2 separate regions of the Homo sapiens genome follow, and region 1 is linked to region 2. A link is a loop called in an ENCODE intact Hi-C map of the cell type or tissue named here. Cell type or tissue: CD14-positive monocyte. All regions are shown on one strand. Each heading gives the region's core, and the rest is flanking DNA. Links, peaks and the distances in the headings are about the cores only. Region 1 has its middle 210 kb from the start of LNX1-AS2. Region 2 overlaps SCFD2 (sec1 family domain containing 2).

The links. Peaks named below come from ENCODE experiments on the same cell type or tissue, not always from the same donor. Only the 100,000 strongest peaks of a DNase experiment are listed, where the experiment ranks them.
Region 1: it touches region 2 in a loop (5-fold over the local background); 18 of 110 quality-filtered maps call a loop at or near these places.

The regions. Positions count from the first base shown.
Region 1 is chr4:53,802,140-53,807,528 of GRCh38, reverse strand. No RefSeq gene overlaps it. Among named protein-coding and RNA genes, the nearest start is that of LNX1-AS2, 210 kb to the right of the region's middle. In CD14-positive monocyte, for the core only: a CTCF peak has its summit at 2,594 (motif pointing right); no DNase peak of the experiment used is centred there.
Region 2 is chr4:53,194,063-53,199,451 of GRCh38, reverse strand. All of the region lies in intron 4 of SCFD2 (sec1 family domain containing 2), which reads left to right. Among named protein-coding and RNA genes, the nearest start is that of SCFD2, 170 kb to the left of the region's middle. RefSeq lists an enhancer at 339-4,145. In CD14-positive monocyte, for the core only: CTCF peaks have their summits at 1,905 and 2,107 (motif pointing left); a DNase peak (open chromatin) is centred at 2,051.

The DNA of each region.
Region 1 (5,389 bases), core at 255-5,254, 610 kb before region 2:
ATGACATAAAAATAATGGAAGTGTCCATCAACAGGTGAATACACAAATAAATTGTAATACACACACACACACACACACACACACACACATTATTCAGTCTTGAAAAAGGCTTGAAAGAGGAGATCCTGCCATTTGTGACATGGATGAACCTGGACGACATTACGGTAAGTGAAATAAGCCAGACACAGAAAGACAAATACTGTATGATCTCATTCATATGTGGAATCTTTAAAAAAAGAGTTGGACACATGGTAACAAAGAGTAGATTGGTGGTTACCAGGAGTAAAGGGGAGGACATGAGGTACAAAGTTGAAGTTAGGTAGGATGAAAAAGTCTAGAGATCTAATGCAAAGCATGAGGACTGTAGTTAATAATATTGAAGTGTATACTGAAAATTTGCTAACAGAGTAAATTTTAGGTGCTTCTTAGCACGAGAAAAAGTAAGTAACTATATGAGATGAGGATATGCTAATTTGCTTAACTATGATAACCATTTTACTATGTAGTATATCAAAACATCATGTTGTACACCTTAAATATACACAATAGAAAAGTAAAACCTAGAAACAATCTAAATTTCCAACAATAGAGGGACAACGCCTATTTGTATTATGTCACATTCATAAAATGTAATGGTATGCCGCTACATAAAAGAATAAAAACTACGTATATGCTGATAACAACAACAACAAAAACCAAGAGTGGTAGCCGGGGCTTGCGGCTACTACCTCAGTAGTGATTAAGAACTTTGAGTTTGGCATCAGACCTCCTGTGTTTAGAGCCTGGTTTTGCCATCAGCTGTGAGGTTTGGCAGATAACATGCTGAGCTTGTTTCCCAATGGCAAAGTAGGGATAATAATACAGGTAATCATGCATGTAAAAGCACTTAGCACAGATCCGGCAAGTAGAAATGCCAACTTAATGTGCGTTATTACTGTTATAGTCCTTGGAAGGCTTAATGTTGAAAACTGGTGGTCTGATGGTGTCAGGCTATTATAGACCAAATTGTGTTCCCCACCAAATGTATATGTTGAAGCTCTAACCCCCAGGGTAACTATATTCGGAGACAGGATTGTTAAGGAGGTAATTAAGCTTACATGAGGTCGTTAGAGTGGGATCTTAATCCAACAAGACTGGTGTCTATGTAAGAAGAGGAAGAGACTCCAGGAGTCCTTGCACACAGAGAAAAAGCCACATGAAGACACAGTGAGAAGGCGGCTGTCTGCAAGCCAAGGAGGGAAACCTCGCTAGAAACCAACCCTGCCAGCATCTTGATTTGGGTTTCCAGCCTCCAGAACTGTGAGAAAGTAAATTTCTGTTGTTTAAGCCACCAGTCTGCAGTACTCTGTTAAGACAGCCATAGCAAACTAATATACAGGCAATGAGGATCTGCTATTTAGGCCAATGGTGTATCAGAATCACCTAGAAGGATTGTTAAACATGGATTGCTGGGTCCTGCCCTCATGGTATCTCCTTCAGTAGATCTGAGCAGAGTCTAGAATCTGTGTATCTATCTATCTATCTATCTATCTATCTATCTATCTATCATCTATCTATCTATCATCTATCTATCTATTTTGAGATGGAGTCTTGCTCTGTTGCCCAGGCTGGAGTGCCCTGGCTCGATCCCAGCTCACTACAACCTCTGTTTTCCGGGTTCAAGTGAAAGAATCTATATTTTTAAGAGGTTACAATCTGAGAACCACACTTTGAGAACCCCTGATTTAGACCATGTCCATCCTTAGCCAAATCGTTCCCTTTTTTATTTCTTTAAGGAAAATCAGGAGCACACAAAATAGGTAATTTCACCTTGGTCTTAAGCATTGTCCTGAGGTTTTCCAAGATGACAAAGGAGCAGGTCAGCTTTTAGCCCTTTGCATCAATAGCAGAAGCTCTAACACTGTGGAAAAAGAAATGCCAACTCCTAAACTTTTGTGGAAAGGAAGGGACCGCCACTTTACTCTTCCTCCTGTTGCCAGCCACATGTTCCTTAGCAGGAGAACTCGCCATCATTTTGCTGGGACTTCAAAGGAAGGCCTGTCTGCCAAATGTCTGCACGTGATAAGAGTGATAGTGCATCTGGGAGGCCCTGGAGTTTCTGCAGCATCGAGGCAATTCTCTCACCATGGTGGAATCTGGCACTAGTGTTTCTATGCTGTCCTGAGCCCTGAGCCCTGGGCCCTGGGCAGTCGCCCTCATGGCAATAGAAAGTCTCCTGCAGTTCCTTTATGCAACCTGTACAATACAGCTGTAACTGCTCAAGTCCATGGGCAAGTCTGGATTGCATCTGAAGCACTTCGAGGGGCTCACAGACAAATGTTTTCTGAATGATTGGAGAAAAAGTCCAGCCAGAGGGCTGCTGGAATTGCAGAATGGTTCCTGGTAACTGGTGTCCACCCTTGTCCTTCAGCAACTGGAGTGGGCTGAGCAGGGGGCAGGGCAGGTCTGGAATGGGTCAGCACCATGAGAGCTTTTTGAATGAATGTCTGCAGGGCCATCTTCTCAAATCCACTCAGGACTGGAAACTTTGCTGGTGCTTCCTTTTACATATGTGTAGACATCAGCTATTTGCACTACCTGCAGGTGGCAGCAGAGCCAGCTTCCTGGCTTGAGACTTGTGCAGTCACAATGGGCCCCAAGCTCAGAGGGGTCCACGCCTGGTTTAATGTTCTGTGCTTGCTGTCTTGAAATTCTGAGTAATTTTTGAATGGGCCCTGAATTTCATTTCGCACTGAGCCTCACAAATTATGTAGCTGGTCCTGGGTAGCAGTCTCAACCAAAAAGGAGGAGTAGTGGCCTCAGGGAGGTAATGGATTTTTGATTGTGCTTAATACATCAAGTGAACTTTCAGCTTTGCTATTCTGAAACCCACAGGAACCACCAGTGGGAAGAGATTTCTGCAGTTCACTAACTCCAAGTTAATCCATCCAACTTCTGGCTCCTCAGAAACCTCTTAGTGAGGTTTTGTTGGGTGTAAAGATGAGAATGGTGGGTAGAATCAGTGAGAATATTTTTCCTTTAAGGATCTAATTTCTCAACTAGCAAGCCCTACAAGAAACCTGGCCAGTCTGAGACAATATATTCAGATATTTCTAATGAAACCCAGGAATGGTCCTGCAAAGAGACTGTACGTTTTTCTAGAGCTTGGGTCTTTCCTTATTCCTCTCGTAATCCCCACCTAGTACTTGGCACATGGTAGGCGCACCCAATATTTGTTGCTGCTGTTGATAATACTGACAATAAACACCAGTTTCCTCTTCATCTCCTCTGGATTCCCACAGAGCTAGGGCCACATACCAGGGACCCAGAAAGATCCCTTCTAACGAAGTTGCAACTGCTTACTCTACAAATTGCCTCCTCAATACAAACCCCAAACAAACCAAACATTAACCTCCAAGACAAGGCATCAACCCCCAAGCAAACCAAAGCAATCCCCCAAAGATATTTCCAACCCCTCACTGTACTGGTTAGCTGCTGTTACTACAATGACCTTGTGCAACAAACTACCCTCAAGCCTAGTGAGTTAAAACAACTGCTTCTTCTCATGAATCTGTCAGTGACATTGGGGTTGGTTGAACCAGGTTTGGCTTCTTGGGGAGGCTCTGCTTCAAACTATGGGTCCAGTTGAACTTATGTGGGGAATTGTTCCAAATATGTTCACTTTGGACCCAGAACGAAATGCAGCCACTGTTTAGGGCAAGCTCCTCTCAGGGATTTGGGGGAAGAGAAACAGGGCACATGAATATATGGAAGATCTCTTGGGTCTATGCTCAGATTGTATACTGCTACATCTGTCGACATTCCATTGGCCAAAGCAAATCACATGACTGAATGCAAAGTCAAGAGGCAGGGTAGTGCTCTCTGCCAAAATAAGGTCAAAGGCAAGGATGTGGCTCTAGAGGTGCAAAGCTGAGGCTAATAATTCAATGCACCACACTAACCCTATTATTAAAGATACTTATCTATATTCTAGTTATAACATGGGACCATTGTCTCTTATGCATTCAGCATCCACCAAGTGTGGAGCAAATGCCAATTGGAATGAAATGGAAACATATATCCCATAGTCCAAAATTATTAAATTTTATCAAGATGCCAGTTTATAAAAAAAATCTCCTAGGGAGAATATTCAAATACAGATACTCTATTTCCAGGTAGCATGACAAAGAGGTCCAGGGCCCAGTTATCTGCGTTTTCACAAGCACTTCAGCTAAAACAGGGCCCACATTTTGGATAAACTTACTAGTCGTCAATTATGCCATTAAGTTAATTAATACCAAGATGCTAACAAATTTGGGAAGATCCAGTGAAATTCTTAGAGATGGGTATTTTGTAAACTTCTACACAACTGAGTAACTGCTTATCTCCCCCATCCTTTTCAATTTTGCATTAAATGAGGTACTGGCTGTGTCACTTACACCAGCTTTGCATTTGGCTTCTGGTCTCTTGGTCTTCTTTCAACACATGTATCTGAGCGTCATCTTTAGAATCTGAACGTTGGTCTCCTATGACTGTGCATAACTGTAGAAGGCATGAATCCATTTTCACCATTCATTAAGATCCTTCTTTTGCTACTTCACTCAGAGTTTTTTGCTGAGTAATCCCAAGTTCCCCTCTTCCAATTGATGGGGTTAAATCACAGCTGACCCCAACCACCATATGCTGCCCCTGGTTCTAGGTTAAGCCACATAAAGTCATCACAATTATTGAGAAGAACTAAATTATTGAGAAGAACTATGTCTCTCCGTCTAGACCAAGCCTCTGTCTGTTGTGTGATAAGCTGGTAGAATAAAAGTCAGGAGCTTCTGGGGCTTATCGTGGCCACTACAGAAGCTAAAGCCACCTGGGAGTGAAGCCAAAGTAAAGGAAAGTAGAGCAAAGGATTTTGGCAACACCTTTGAGTGCCTGAAGCCAACTGTACTTGAAGATGTATCTCCTGGCTCTTTCCATTAGATAAGCCAAAGCCTGGCCCTTATTGTTTAAATTAATTTAAATTTGGTTTCTTTTGGCCAGGCACAGTGGCTCAGGACTGTAATCTTAGCACTTTGGGAGGCTGAAGCAGGCGGATCACCTAGGGTCCGGAGTTCAAGACCAGCCTGGTCAACGGGCGAAACCCCATCTCTACTAAAAAAACACAAAAATTAGCGAAACATGGTGGCGCAAGCCTGTAATGCCAGCTACCTGGGAGGCAGGAGAATCGCTTGAACTCGGGAGGCAGAGGTTGCAGTGAGCTGAGATTGTGCCACTGCACTCCAGCCTTGGCAACGGAGCAAGAGTCTGCTTCAAAAAAAAAAAAAAATTGGTTGCTTTTACTTGCAACTGAAAGGGTCCTGACTGATATATCATAGTCGGATATAGAGACCAACAAGACCACTAGCAAGTGAGACTG
Region 2 (5,389 bases), core at 121-5,120:
TTTGGTGCTCTTTGCCAGGAACCAGAAACAAAAACCAAATGTATTTCTTCTTATACTACACAACCCAAAGTTCATACTCTGTTGTTTGTAATCATCTCCCCTCTCATTCGATCAGATAGATAAAGAAGGGAGAGAAGCAAGAAAATAAGCAAGCATTTTATGTAGTATGTCAGGGTGCTTTCTGACTACAGATGATGGAGAAATGAAATAATAAGGAAAAATGTTATTATTAGAAGGAAATGCTGCCTTCTTTTCCATCACAAATGCCATCACTCAGAGATGAAACAAGTGCTTGCCTTTAGAGGGACTGAGTGGTTATATTGGCTTTGCTACAGAAGAACCTTGGCCCCTCAAACTAGTTAAGTTTGGCAGTGATATTTTGGTTGGTGAGAAACTAATTAGAAGATGGGAGCATTTTACATACTCTTCAAATGACCCAGCATTTCAAACAGATGTTTCAGGAAAATGCATACCTGGTGCTCTTCCATTAGTGAATTACTTTGTTGTAACTGTCACAAGCTCTTTTGGACGGTAATTATGAAGAATTATGTCCCATTTGGCAACTCAAATGTATGCTGTTTAGCTCAATTTGAGGGAAATTTGATGGTAATTATAGGCACAGTTTTTCTGTTAAGTCTTGAAAAGGAACCTATCACAACAGTTGAGAAAACCTGGGTGATAAAGCATAGGAGCAGTCCATATTCTCCAAGAAGTATACATATGAGGGTTCTTATAGGATCTTTAAATGAACACATGTATACACACATGCACACACACACACATTCACTCACACAGCATAAAACCAAAACATCCCCAACTCCAAAACAACTTAAACAAAAATGGACAAGTAGAGAGAGTATAATGTATAATAATAAGACTAGAATAAACTATAACTTGAAGTACTGAAACTGAAAATTTATAGCATTTAAACATGATTACAATAATTGCTGGCTTCATATGATATTTCATAGGTTTTAGTATTCTTAGGATCTCTTTTTTTACATTTAAAATATTAGATTATGTGTCTATAAAATAATACTTTTAATATAATTTTTTAGTTGAAATTATTAGATTTAAAAAAATCCTGTTTGAATTTATAACAGCCCGTCCCCTTAAAGCCAGCAGGCAGAAAACAAGCAACTCAATTTGAGTTGAAATTGAAGATGAAGATAAACAACAGTACTTGCCTAAGATGATAGGAGGTTTGATTCTTTTAAAGTCAAATACAGTAATTATTGTTTTGTTTAGTGACCTTAAGGCTTTCAATTATTAAATAAAAGCTGCAATCACTCGTATTTCCAGAATTAAGAGAAATCCATATGGATCACCATTATGCATGGAAAAAAATTGCCATTATATATCTATATGTTTTATCTTGGGACATGGTGAGGACTTTGCATTTTCCTGTCCGCAAACTCCCAGAATTTTGTTAAGTCATTGGAAGCCAAGCATTAAGTACAAATAGTTTCAGTTTCCATATTTCCTAGCAGGCCAGCCAAGAGCCATCCTAGACAGATGGAAAGAAAAGGTTTATTCCTGGAAAATATGAAGACATTCTTATACTTGTAAATATTTTTTTACCCCATATTTTTGAAATTAACATCTCATTAGCATAGGTTACATTGACTTGTGTTTATAAACCAGCTCTGCATTTCATTTTAGAGCAAGATGAAATATTCATTTCTTTTTTTTTTTTTTTTTTTTGCCATCTTCTAATGTCATATTTACAATAAAGAACATCTGGATATTTGCAATTGGAGAAGTCTTCATGCTTTTGAAATATGACATTCAATAAATAGTTCTTTCACTGCTAAACAGCAATCAGCATGTATCAGATTGTTGGACAGACTTTTTCAATAAAAAGCATTTGCTTTTTCTATTGTTTAAGACATCTTAATATTATAGGTAGGTGGTAAGAAAGCAGGTTAGGCTTTGGGGAAAAAATCTGAAATTTTGTAATAATTTCTGTAATTATGCCAACATAGTTAAGTCTTTATGAATAATGGCCCTTTTTCCTCTTTTGGGCTGACCTGGAGTCCTTTTAAGTGTGAGCATGATGTTACAATACTGCCCCCTACTGTAAGACTTTGGATAATCCTTTCAAAGGAACTTCAAGAAAAACCAGAAGAAACTAACAGATGATTGGGGACAAGCATATCTTATTACATTTGGCATTTTGAAAGTATGTTTTGATGAACAGTTCAGGCCTCTTAAATGCAGAACTCTAGAATAATAGTATAATACATACTTTTGTTTCTCAGTTTGTTTTCTTTTGAATTAATGTTGTTGCTGCTCTGTTCCTTTGAGTTAAACAGAGGAAATTTTCCTCCCCCGCCATGCTTTGGGATGATGGATCTTACTCCGGGTTTTGTGAATGTGTTTCTGTTTTAATTAGTGTTGGTTTCAAGGAATTGTGAATCTTTGAAAAAAGCACACAGGGTGTCTTTGAGGCTGGATAAAGAATGATGCTTTTGTCTATCTTCCGTGTGGCTTTGGTATTTTAATAATAATAACCAATTTTGTGGTAAAGTATATCGATTCAACCAATCCTATCTTGCAGTTCATCCAGTCTTAAATCTAGCTGTCTCTAAATAGCTTTGTATTCTTTTGCATTGAGTAAAACTATAAATTTATGTGAACAAGACATTGGCATGATTTAGACTTTTTTTTTTTTGATGAAAAGTTGAATTCTCCTTCCCCCACCCCTTTTTATGGATATTGCTTTAACGAAATGATTTCAATGACATTTCTTTTGCCAATGCATATTTTCTGACATTAAAAAACAAATCAAAAGCCACTTATCATATGAATCATTGTTAAAGTCAGCAGTAATCCACTGTGTAAAATCTCCCTGCAAAGGCGCAGAGGCTAGGGGCTTAAACCTGGAGCACATTAAATTAGTTCCAGTCTCTCGCGAATGGTCTTTGCCTGGCTTGCTTAGGCAGGCAAAACGGAAACAGGCAGTTTATAACAAGAATCTGCTTTAAAAACCATGGGGTTCATTGGAGAAAGATTTATATCCTCCACTTATATAAACATTACAAATGTGGACTGCAAGTAGGAAGGAAACCTTTATCGAAATCTCTTGAAGAGCTTTTTCACTGAGAGTAAAATGGACAGCATACACTGTTGTTTGAAGACACGCCAGCATTTCGACAATCATGTTTTTCACTGCTTTGCCTGATTAAAATGTAGCATTGTGAAGACTAACCAGACCACCTACTTTCAATTTATTTTCATGATGAGACTATGTTGGCATCAAAAGAGGAGTCAAAAGACTCTGTGCCAAAGGAGAAAATGATCATTTAAGGATTTTTAAAAAGACAAAGTAATTACATGAAGTCTTAGGGTAATGGAATCTGGACATCAGTTTCTGTCACCTCCTGATCTAAAATTATTTTTATATATAAACACTATCCTAGATATCATGTTGTCTTTAGGATTGTAATAGAACACAGATGAGGCTTGAAATATTTGGTCCAATAAAATGAGAAAGGCTGAAAGGAAAGATTACCATTTGAGATTAGAGTAGCTATTTATTTGATATTTCACATATGGTGATGTTAAGTCTTGAGCTAGATTTCTGTTTTTCTCTCATCTGGTTTTATCTCATTTTTAATATCTTGGAAATTGCCATAGAAATGTACTTTTCTTTGCCCTAAATGTGTAATAACAGGGCACTATCACTAAATTAACTTTTTTCTTCAGGCTTGTTATCAGGAGCTATAATTTGATAGGTTTTAGTCACAATCCAGGTAGTACTGAATCAGTTGTTCGTACGATTTCTTCAGTCTGTCTGGAAAGTAGCACATCTGTTTTTAGCATTCTTAGCTGGTTCCAAATGTAAGCTTATTTTAAATGCACCTTAAAAACTGGGGCTGACTATGAGAAGTGGCATGGTGAAAGCATTTGAAGGACACAATGTGAAACCAGGATCCGTAGGAATGTGGGGTTAATATCTCAGTGAGCCCAGACCAGAAGGGTCACCTGGGGGCTATTTGCCTATCAGGACTATTTGCCTTGACTACAATTAGAGGTAAAGGCAGGTTTCTGAAAAGGAAAGTCATTTATTTGACTTCACCAGATGTGCAGAAGTGAAAGATGTGATTAGGTCCAACATAAAAAAATCGGGGAAGTTGTCTCTGACCGATAACATACTATTACTACTACTACTCCTAATAATTTTAGTGGATCTCACTTGTTAAGTTCTTATATGCCATGCCAATGTTAAGTTCTTTACATATACCATTATTTTTAATCCTTACAGCACTCGATTTTTAAATTGACGAAGCTGGGATACAGAGGCTTGAGTAACATGCTCAAGTCACACTACTGGCCGTGGCAGAGCCGGTCCTTGTAACCAGCCATTCTGACTGTAGAGCCCATTCTCTTAGCCTGCTTTACCACTACATGATACATACTGACTTTTCTGTTTTTAAAGCCACTTGGGGTTTTTACATGACATCTGTAACCTATAATCCTGTTAATGTCCAATCTGTCCAGTTCAAATCCATTGACTTTTTATCAGCAGCTGTATCTGTACCTACAGCCATGATGCTCAAATGTGTGGCTCTAAACGAGAAAATAAAATCTTTTTTTAAATTTTTTGAGACAGAGTGTCGCTCGTGTGTACTGGGTTGGAGACAGAAGGGATATAGGGTGATTTGTGCCAGAGGTCATCAGGTAGTGATGAAAAGAAATCTTTGGTTTAGGAGGCTGATACTCTGTAGAGAAGGATTAAGATAAAAGATGGTTTGTGTTCATCTCAGCTAGTCTATGATTTCCTTCAAATCATTAAGTTATCCTAAATCTGTGTTATTTTCTAATGATGGATTTCTACTATGGAAAGCCTCTAGTTTCAACAATAAATTGAAACTACTGGTACTTCTTTGGCTGAGTAAAACTTAGTTCTTTAAGAAATTTGATCTATGTTCATCCGTAATATGAAGAAAAGAATATATGTGTTACTAGAGTGGATTTTCATAGTGAATAATAGTCTTCAAAAGTGAGGCACAAATGTACTGCTAGCAATAACTTATATAATTATAGGTTCTAAAAAGGTTTTAATAGATAATAGTGAGTTTTTTCTTTACATAATTGGAATAAGCATTGACCAAAAGAAAGAGAATCTCAGAGGTATAAGCTAACATAGTGGTAGTAGTAGTGACAGGAGGAGTGAAAAGGAAAAGAAAACTGCATTCGTTAGTATGTTTACACACGAGACAAAAAGGATGCTCTATAGTTGATGGAAGAAGAGACAAAAGTGTAACTATAGTATTTTAAATGAAGAAGGTAATCAATAGAGAAACCAAAGGTGTTATATAAATGTACGTTGTCTGTGTATATGTTGGTTGTATGTGTAGGGTGGGGATGCAAGCAAGCTAAATTC